Regions from separate parts of the Homo sapiens genome. Here region 2 is linked to region 1. Evidence: chromatin contacts called from ENCODE Hi-C or POLR2A ChIA-PET data. All regions are on one chromosome and are shown on one strand. Each heading gives the region's core, a stretch centred on a gene start or an enhancer-like site at or near the end of the contact. The rest is flanking DNA. Distances are from core to core; before and after follow the strand shown. Region 1 overlaps BORCS5 (BLOC-1 related complex subunit 5). Region 2 overlaps DUSP16 (dual specificity phosphatase 16).

Evidence for each region. A loop is a pair of places that touch in the nucleus more often than their neighbours do. ChIA-PET counts read pairs that join two places held with the same protein, here RNA polymerase II (POLR2A). Pooled maps may share reads with other maps.
Region 2: a loop to region 1 is called in a map of posterior vena cava, with 30 times the contacts of the local background. The contact joins two enhancer-like sites. A Hi-C loop is called at or near these places in 9 of 168 maps with a recorded cell type or tissue (Caco-2, GM11168, GM12878 and 5 more) and 6 of 50 pooled maps. POLR2A ChIA-PET finds 5 or more read pairs at or near these places in 7 of 52 experiments (CD4-positive, alpha-beta memory T cell, Caco-2, Panc1 and 4 more).

Annotation. Positions count from the first base shown.
Region 1 is chr12:12,396,189-12,400,111 of GRCh38, reverse strand. The region is part of intron 2 of BORCS5 (BLOC-1 related complex subunit 5); the gene reads right to left. Among named protein-coding and RNA genes, the nearest start is that of BORCS5, 41 kb to the right of the region's middle. Within about 2 kb of position 1,916, at least 21 of the 41 ENCODE cell types and tissues checked have a DNase peak (open chromatin) inside an H3K27ac peak, as active enhancers do.
Region 2 is chr12:12,501,824-12,505,746 of GRCh38, reverse strand. All of the region lies in intron 3 of DUSP16 (dual specificity phosphatase 16), which reads left to right. Among named protein-coding and RNA genes, the nearest start is that of DUSP16, 59 kb to the left of the region's middle. Within about 2 kb of position 2,231, at least 2 of the 41 ENCODE cell types and tissues checked have a DNase peak (open chromatin) inside an H3K27ac peak, as active enhancers do.

The sequences.
Region 1 (3,923 bases), core at 667-3,166:
TCAACTTAATTCAGCCTTGGTGCGAAGCCAAGGTTCTAAGTAGTGACTGACAACAAAGATTAGTGGGATTTGTTCATACTTCTCAAAATTTTCCTCTATTTGCACATCTTATTTAATAACATTTAATTTGGTTAATTTTTAGCAAACATTTGGCTAATGTCTATGCTTAGCTTTTCCAATAAAGCACTGTGTTATTTTCAGAAAGTCCAGATGAGTGGAAAACAATGACACTTTGAGTTACTGACTCAGTTAATAAAACCTAAGGGAAAATGGCTGCTGAGACTTAGAAGTCATGACGGAAACAACTGGTGACAGTACACCTAAATTACTGGCTAAGCACCTAGAAGGACACAGTCTTTGGCAGGACAGGCTTAAAAGATTGAAACCTACAAAGGGACATTAAATACTATTAATTCAACATGTATGTGAAGGTCTTTAACTGCTGTAATTATCTCAGAGGGTTTTTCTTTTAGAAGTTCTAGATCTGTGGTACTCAGAATTGTCCCCAAAATGCCAACATTGTAAGCTTAACAATGCCATGTAAAATCTCCTGTTTCTTTGTTATGGTCTTTCATTATCTCCATTGTATTCCATCTTTATATTCCAATCCAAATCTTTTATTCATGCCTGCCTCTTCCCTGTCCTCTCTTATTTCCCCTCTACCTTACCTGCAACCCTGACCTCCACCCCAGGCTGCCTCTTGAAAATGCAGAGCAACCACCCAAAGAGCTGGAGAGTGAGTGTTGATTTGGGGAACAATAGTGGGCTACGTAAGAAACCCTTTTGCAATTCACCTTTTTTTTTCCTTCCCTCCATCCAATTTTTCCAAACTTTTTCCCCCAATACTGTTGTTTTTCCCTGAAATTCACTCTGAGGAGTGAATAGGAGTGATAGGTTGAATGAAACCTATGCTACAGTATAAACACACAACTTCTTAAAACTTTCCAAGATCTTTATGCTAAGGAACAACAAAGAAAACTGTGCTGCTTAGTAATACTGTAAAACACATACTGTTTTAGCCCCCCTGAAACACACAGAGGTAATCTGGAAGAAGGAAGGCCTCTCCTGGCCATCGCAGAGACTGGGGCACCACTGGCAATTCAGTGGGCAGGGACAAAAATTGCCAATACACGGCAGTGACACACAATAAAGGCTGGCCCACCCAAGATGCCAGTAGCACCCCAACCGTCTCTCCCACTCTTATTATGATACACTGGACCACAGACACTCATGTAGCCAGATAACTCCAACTAATTTCAATAAATAGTTGGCTAATCTTGACATTTTCTGCCTTGTAGGAAAAGGTAAAATCAGCTATCGATTGGGCTGCCTGAATTCCCAATATCGCACAGATATCTGGGAAGGGGGAGGCAGGTGGTGGCACAAGGTCTGCACAGTATTGCCTCCTAGTGTTTGGAAATTCTCATTAAAATGACCATATTTTGAGTTTGATAGCACTGTATTCCAGAGACTTCTTCACTCATCCTTGATGCAGCATTATATTGAGCCAAAAGAGCTACAGGGGCCATTCTTCCCTGAAAATGAGTCAAGATGGTTACACAACCCTCCGCAGGGATCTGCACACAACGGCCCTCTGAGGGTGTGGGGGAGGACATGGTAAACATCTCTCCCCTTCATCAGCTCATGTTCTGACTCAGATTTTTCCTGACAAAACAAACATGGCTTTGATTACATATTAATTATTTTTGTAGCAAGCAGCTCATTCTCACATTCCTTCTCCTGCTCATTTTCCCTCCATAATTCTTTACCCTTTGCCCACAATCCCTCCTCCCAGTCATGTTGTACTATTTGTATGGAAAAAAAAAATTTTAAAGAGTTGCTTCTTGCCAAGTGTGACATCAACTCATTCTTATTTAGTGATGTCCCGCAAGAACTTGCTCTCCCAAAACGTTTGCTCAGTTTTGAGGCAACAAGATTACTCACTGCATTGTTTTCCCTGTCACTTGTTTTTGATGCATTAGTGCATCTTCTGAAACAGATGACATAACACCTAATTTCTATGACCCAAAGCGCTATACACATGTATACAAGCATCTTTTCAGACAGCTTCAGGAAGACAAAGCATTGCTCCTAACTTACTAAGAAGGAAAAAATAACACTATAACAAGATAACGATAATTTTAACCTCCCTGAAAAAGCTCTCTCTGCTTTCGGTAACAAGAAACAGCTATATGATAGTAAGGAAAATGTAAGCCCCAAATTCCATTCTAGGTGAAGAGCTTTGGTTACTTAGAGGAAAGAGAAGAGGAAGATGAAGAAGGAGTGACCCCTAAAATAGTAGGACAGACATATTACACTACTTCACGCTTAACACTTCTTAGCAAGGCACTTCTTAATGAATGCTCTTGGAAAATCAATAATTTTATTCTACACATAAAATAAGCCAAAGTTTAGAATTATTTTCAGTTAGCTCACTGAAAAAACTGGCGGTGGTATTCTTAAAATGTGTTCGACAATGATGGAATTACCAGACTATGTCAGGTACCGATCTTCTCTCATCAAAGTCTTCTTTAAAACTCTTTCCATTCCACTCCTCTGTTAATTAAAAGGTACAAGTGGGAATGATATTATTCCCTAGCTCTCCTTCCTTCAGGGAACAATATTAGCAGCACAGCAGACTTAATTATCAGAATGCAGAAGCGAATTCCCAGCGTAGGCTGTTCCTGGGCACAAATGCCAGTTCTGTCACATTCCAGTACTGGCTGACCAGGATGGCACTGAGGAACCTCAGCACGTACAAAAAACTGTGTAACAACTTGAGCATGTTCCTGGTCATTCTCTAGGATGTCGGCATTTTGGGGTTTCCACTGTCACCCTAGGGGAATCAGTTTAGATCCAACGCACCTAGAAATACTTTAGGACAGGGCATTCAAAGCTTGGGAGTCTAGGTGGACATCTAGCCTGTTCTGGGGAGTTCCAAAGTTCTCAAAGATATAAGGTTTCAAATAAACTAGAGAAGGAACAAGACAACACATATCCTCCTAGGGAACTGCAACTATTTAACAAAAACAAGGCCAAAAAGTCCATAGAGAGAAAGAAGAAAATCACAGGTTTGTGCTGCTGTCTGTGTGAGGGTGCACATGCGTGCATGTGTATTTTAGGTTAGCTGGAAAAAGACAAAGGAAAAGGCCTTGAAAGTTGTAATTATAGAAAATTGCTCAGGTGACTTCATCCCACCCACATGCTTTTGATTTTCAAAAAGTATGCTGAGCATTTTTTAAGTTAGTGTTCCGGAAAGACCGCAGCTGTTCAACACAGATTTCATATGCTCATTTAAAAACATTATTTTATTAACATAAAGGTTAATGGTTTCTAAATGAGGGTAGCAATTTCCAACATGAGTACCGTAAATTCCTATTAATATTCACTCTCAGTTTAAACATACAGACCCAGAAGGATGAACTGTTCCTTGACATTAACAGAAAAATAACATAAAGATTTATAACCCCCACCCCCCACTCCCTCCAAGAGTTTTAGCGTACCCTCTAGAAAACATTACATCTATGTTAAGCACATCAGTACGGTGACATTTGCCATGACTGTAATACTGCATTCAGCGGACCTAGGGCAAAACAAGTTAGGAGAACTGCAAACTTTGGAAGACACCTGCCCCTCCCATTCCCTACCATGCTCCTCTACCCACCCCACCCTCCGCAGGGCCTCCTTTTGAAGTGCTCTCCGCCATGGCCAGAAAAGGCATTGTGCGGATGCTAGGCTAGGGAGCATTGAGTATGCATCAGTGAAACGGCTCCTACTAGTTGTGGTTTTGCAAGGCCACAAGGCCAAAATTCAAAATTAATCTCCCACTGGGCACGGTTGCTCACACCTGTAATCCTAGCACTTCGGGAGGCCGAGGCGGGCAGATCACTTGAGGTCAGGAGTTTGAAACCAGCCTGGCCAAC
Region 2 (3,923 bases), core at 982-3,481, 110 kb before region 1:
TCCTTTCTGTTCTCTGTCTTAGAACTTTCTAGAGCCACACTTACTTTTGAGGTCCACTGAAATCAAAGTGATCTAGGATCACTGTACCAATTAACGATAGAACTGGACCTCGAACAGCCTGGCTGATGGCTCAGTTTATGATTATTGCAGAATTGCATCTCCTCTGAAAGTTGTTCTGTGGGGGGTGACCTGACAGCCAAGGTCTACTACCAACTTGTAAATGGTGGTCATGAACAAACCAGTGACCATATTTACATTTCAACCAGTTCATCTGTAAACTTTGTTATTGGTGTCATGTGAAATTGCCTTTAAAGAGATTCTCCTTTCTCTGTTCTTGTCGGATCTTCTTCCTTCTCCCTCATTGAAGCCTTTGAGCGATATAGCTTTGGGGAAACAAGGCTCTTCCATCAGTTTGGGAGAGGACCATGGCCTTTTTAGCCTGGTCACAGCTGGGGAGGCCAGGACCCCATGAATATCATCAGCAAGGCTGTCCCTGCATCCAAGGGAGAGTTGAAAGTAATTCCATAGGATTTAGAAAAGTAGACTTATAACCTGGCTCTTCCGGTTATTATATTACGTGATTCTGAGCCTATATTATGTGATTCTGAGCCTTATCTATAAATGGGATTAGTAGTAACACCTATCTCATAGGGCAGCTGTAAGAGTGTGTAAATACCTATAGAGTGCTTAGAGCAATGTTTGTCACGCAGTAAGTGTTCAGTACATTCTAGGATTACATACATTATTTATAAAAATAATCATTTATAAGGTTCAAATGAAATTCAAGTGGTGTTTCCTTGGATTCTCTGTTTTCTCTTTGAGAACATTTATTGGAATATTGTTTTGTTGGATGTATGTATGTATTTTTTTGAGACAGGGTCTCACTTTGTCACCCAGGCTGGAGTGCAGTGGTGCGATCACAGCTCACTGCATCATCAACCTCCTGGGCTCAAACAGTCCTCCCACCTCAGCCTCTCAAGTAGCTGGAACTACAGGAATACTCCACCATGCCTGGCTAATTTTTTCTTTCTTTCTTTTTTTTTTTTTTTTTTTTTAACAGAGATTGGGTTTATCCATGTTGCCCAAGCTGTTTTGTTGAATTTAAATGACAACCATTCCAGGAACTGTTTTAGAGCCAGAATTGAAAAATATATGAAGACAGTTCTTTAGAGAAACACCAGAACTGGCAGGGCGCAGTGGCTCATGCCTGTAAACCCAGCACTGTGGGAGGCCAAGGTGGGTAGATCACTTGTGCCTAGGAGTTTGAGACCAGCCTGGGCAACATAGGAAGGACCCTGTCTCTACAAAAATACAAAAATTAGCTGGGCGTGGTGGTGTTCCCCTGTAGCCCTGGCTACTCGGGAAGCTGAGGTGGGAGGATCACTTGAGCCTGGGAGGCAGAGGTTGCAGTGAGCTGAGATCATGCCACTCCAGCCTAGGCAACAGAGTGAGACCCTGTCTTTAAGAAAAAAAAGAGAAACACCAAAACTACATGTTAATAGACACCACATTAAAATTTAACATCATACAATTTAATTGTAATTAAAATAGTGCCTGACAGTTGTTAGGTTGGGTAGGTGTAAGAAAAGCAAAGAATGATGAGAATCTTTAACATTTATTGTTACAAGAACTACCTTGGGGAAAAAACTCACTTAAATAATGACTGTGTTATTCAATTAGAGAGACTGAAAAGGAACAAAACACGAATAGAAACAAAAGCATAAATTCTAAACAGTGGGCACTTATATACCAATATTGGCTGACCCCCTTTTTTTGAGATTGTCTGTGGGTTGTACTTGTAAGTACAGGAGTTCTGATTGACTCCATTTCAGTAGTTGCTTTGACCCTAGCGTAGCATTTTGTAAGTGTGAATTCTACTAGCTATTAATATATTTTAGGGGGAATTCCATGGTCAGATAAGTTTGGGGAAACTTACTAGACTTCAATAAATGAAACCAGTTTCTTTGAAAATACTTTTTAGAACCTTTAGTAAGTTAACATGTGCTCTGACTCTGCCAGGGAGCTAGGATATACAATATTTCTCTCACTTTTTAGACCGCTATCCTGTCTGTCAGCTTCTTGCAGGACGCCAGTGCTCTGGGGCACACTTTGGGAAGTTAACCTTACAGGCATTCCTTTTTCCACTTTTTGTCTCAGATGAATACTAAGGAGGTGTAGCTAAACAGCCGCAGCTCAAAGGTGGAGGAAGGCCCCACAGATGGCGCTAGATACTGAATGTTTGATCACCGTAACAAAAAAACGGGGAGGCCGAGGTGGGCAGATCACCTGAGGTCAGGAGTTCATGACCAGCCTGGCCAACTTGATGAAACCCTGTCTCTACTAAAAATAAAAAATTAGCCAAATGTGGTGGCATGCGCCTGTAGTCCCAGCTACTCGGGAGGCTGAGGCAGGAGAATCGCTTGAACCCGGGAAGCGGAGGTTGCAGTGAGCCAAGATCGCGCCACTGCACTCTAGCCTGGGCGACAGAGTGAGACTCTGTCTCAAAAAAAAAAAAAAAAAAAGCAATAACCAGTGATACCTCCTGAGTGCTTTACTATACGCCAGGCACAAAATACTTTTGATATACTAACTAATTATCTCAACAACTCTGTGAGATAGGTGTGATCATTATCCTCATTTTATAGATGAGGAAATTAGAGTAGGAGGGGCTTAAGTAACTTGACAAATCAGACAACTAGAAAGTGGTAAAGCCAGGACAGGAACTCAGGTACAAGGGCTTGTGTTCTTACTTCCTCTGCTGTATGATCATGGGGCTTGCCCACATGTGTATGCTGTATGTACCGTGGCTTCTACGTGTGCATGCATGGGGCGGTGTGAGGGTGGTATTCTTGGACAAGAGAACGGCATGGAAATGTGAAATAACAATGAGTTTTATGTGGCTGGAGGTCATCATTGGAAACGGTAAGAAATGAAACTGGAGGCCAAGGCAGGTGGATCACCTGAGGTCAGGAGTTCCAGATCAGCCTGACCAACATGGAGAAACCCCGTCTCTACTAAAAATACAAAATTAGCCGAGGGTGGTGGTGCATACCTGTAGTCCCAGCTACTCAGGAAGCTGAGGCAGGAGAATCTCTTGAACTCGGGAGGCGGAGATTGCAGTGAGCTGAGATCATGCCATCGCACTCTAGCCTGGGCAACAAGAGCAAAACTTCGTCTCAAAAAAAAAAAAAAAAAATGAAACCATGAAACTGTAAGGTGCAGGTATCCTGAGGGCCTGTGACACAAAGGAATTTGTGATTTCTATAATGGATCCATGTATTCTGCCTATCAGATTACCTTAAGAACTTCAGTAAGTGGAAGAGCTTTAACTGCTTCTGTGTTAAAAAATATATAGAAAGACACTTGGTCAGGTTGGAGGCCAGGCCACTCTTTTTACATTCTGCAGGTGGCATAGTTGTCAACTGCCTACCATTCTAACTTGTTGCATTGAGGACCCTGCACTGAGCCTAGACAGTAGAGACAGGCGTCTGGCTGAATTATGCTTGAATTAAACATAATACAGGGCATAATGAAAGATGATTCCCTCTCAACTTCCTGCACTTCTAGCAGTTTTCAAGGGCATATTTTGTGTGTTTCTTGAAGTGGGAGAAAGTCTAATACAATATAACTCAAAGAGATGAAGATAAATACTTGAGTCAGATTTCAGGATCTTGTTCAAGGCTCAGTTAAAAAGGTACTATCTTCTAATAAGACTTAACATGTTATTTGTTGTTTTTTTATTTTTATTTTTGTTTTTGAGACGGAGTGTTGCTCTGTTGCCCAGGCTGGAGTGCAGTGGCGCAATCTCGGCTCACTGCAACCTCCGCCTTCTAGGTTCAAGCGATTCTCCTGCCTCAGCCTCCTGAGTAGCTGGGATTACAGGCACCCACCACCATGCCTGGCTAATTTTTGTATTTTTAGTA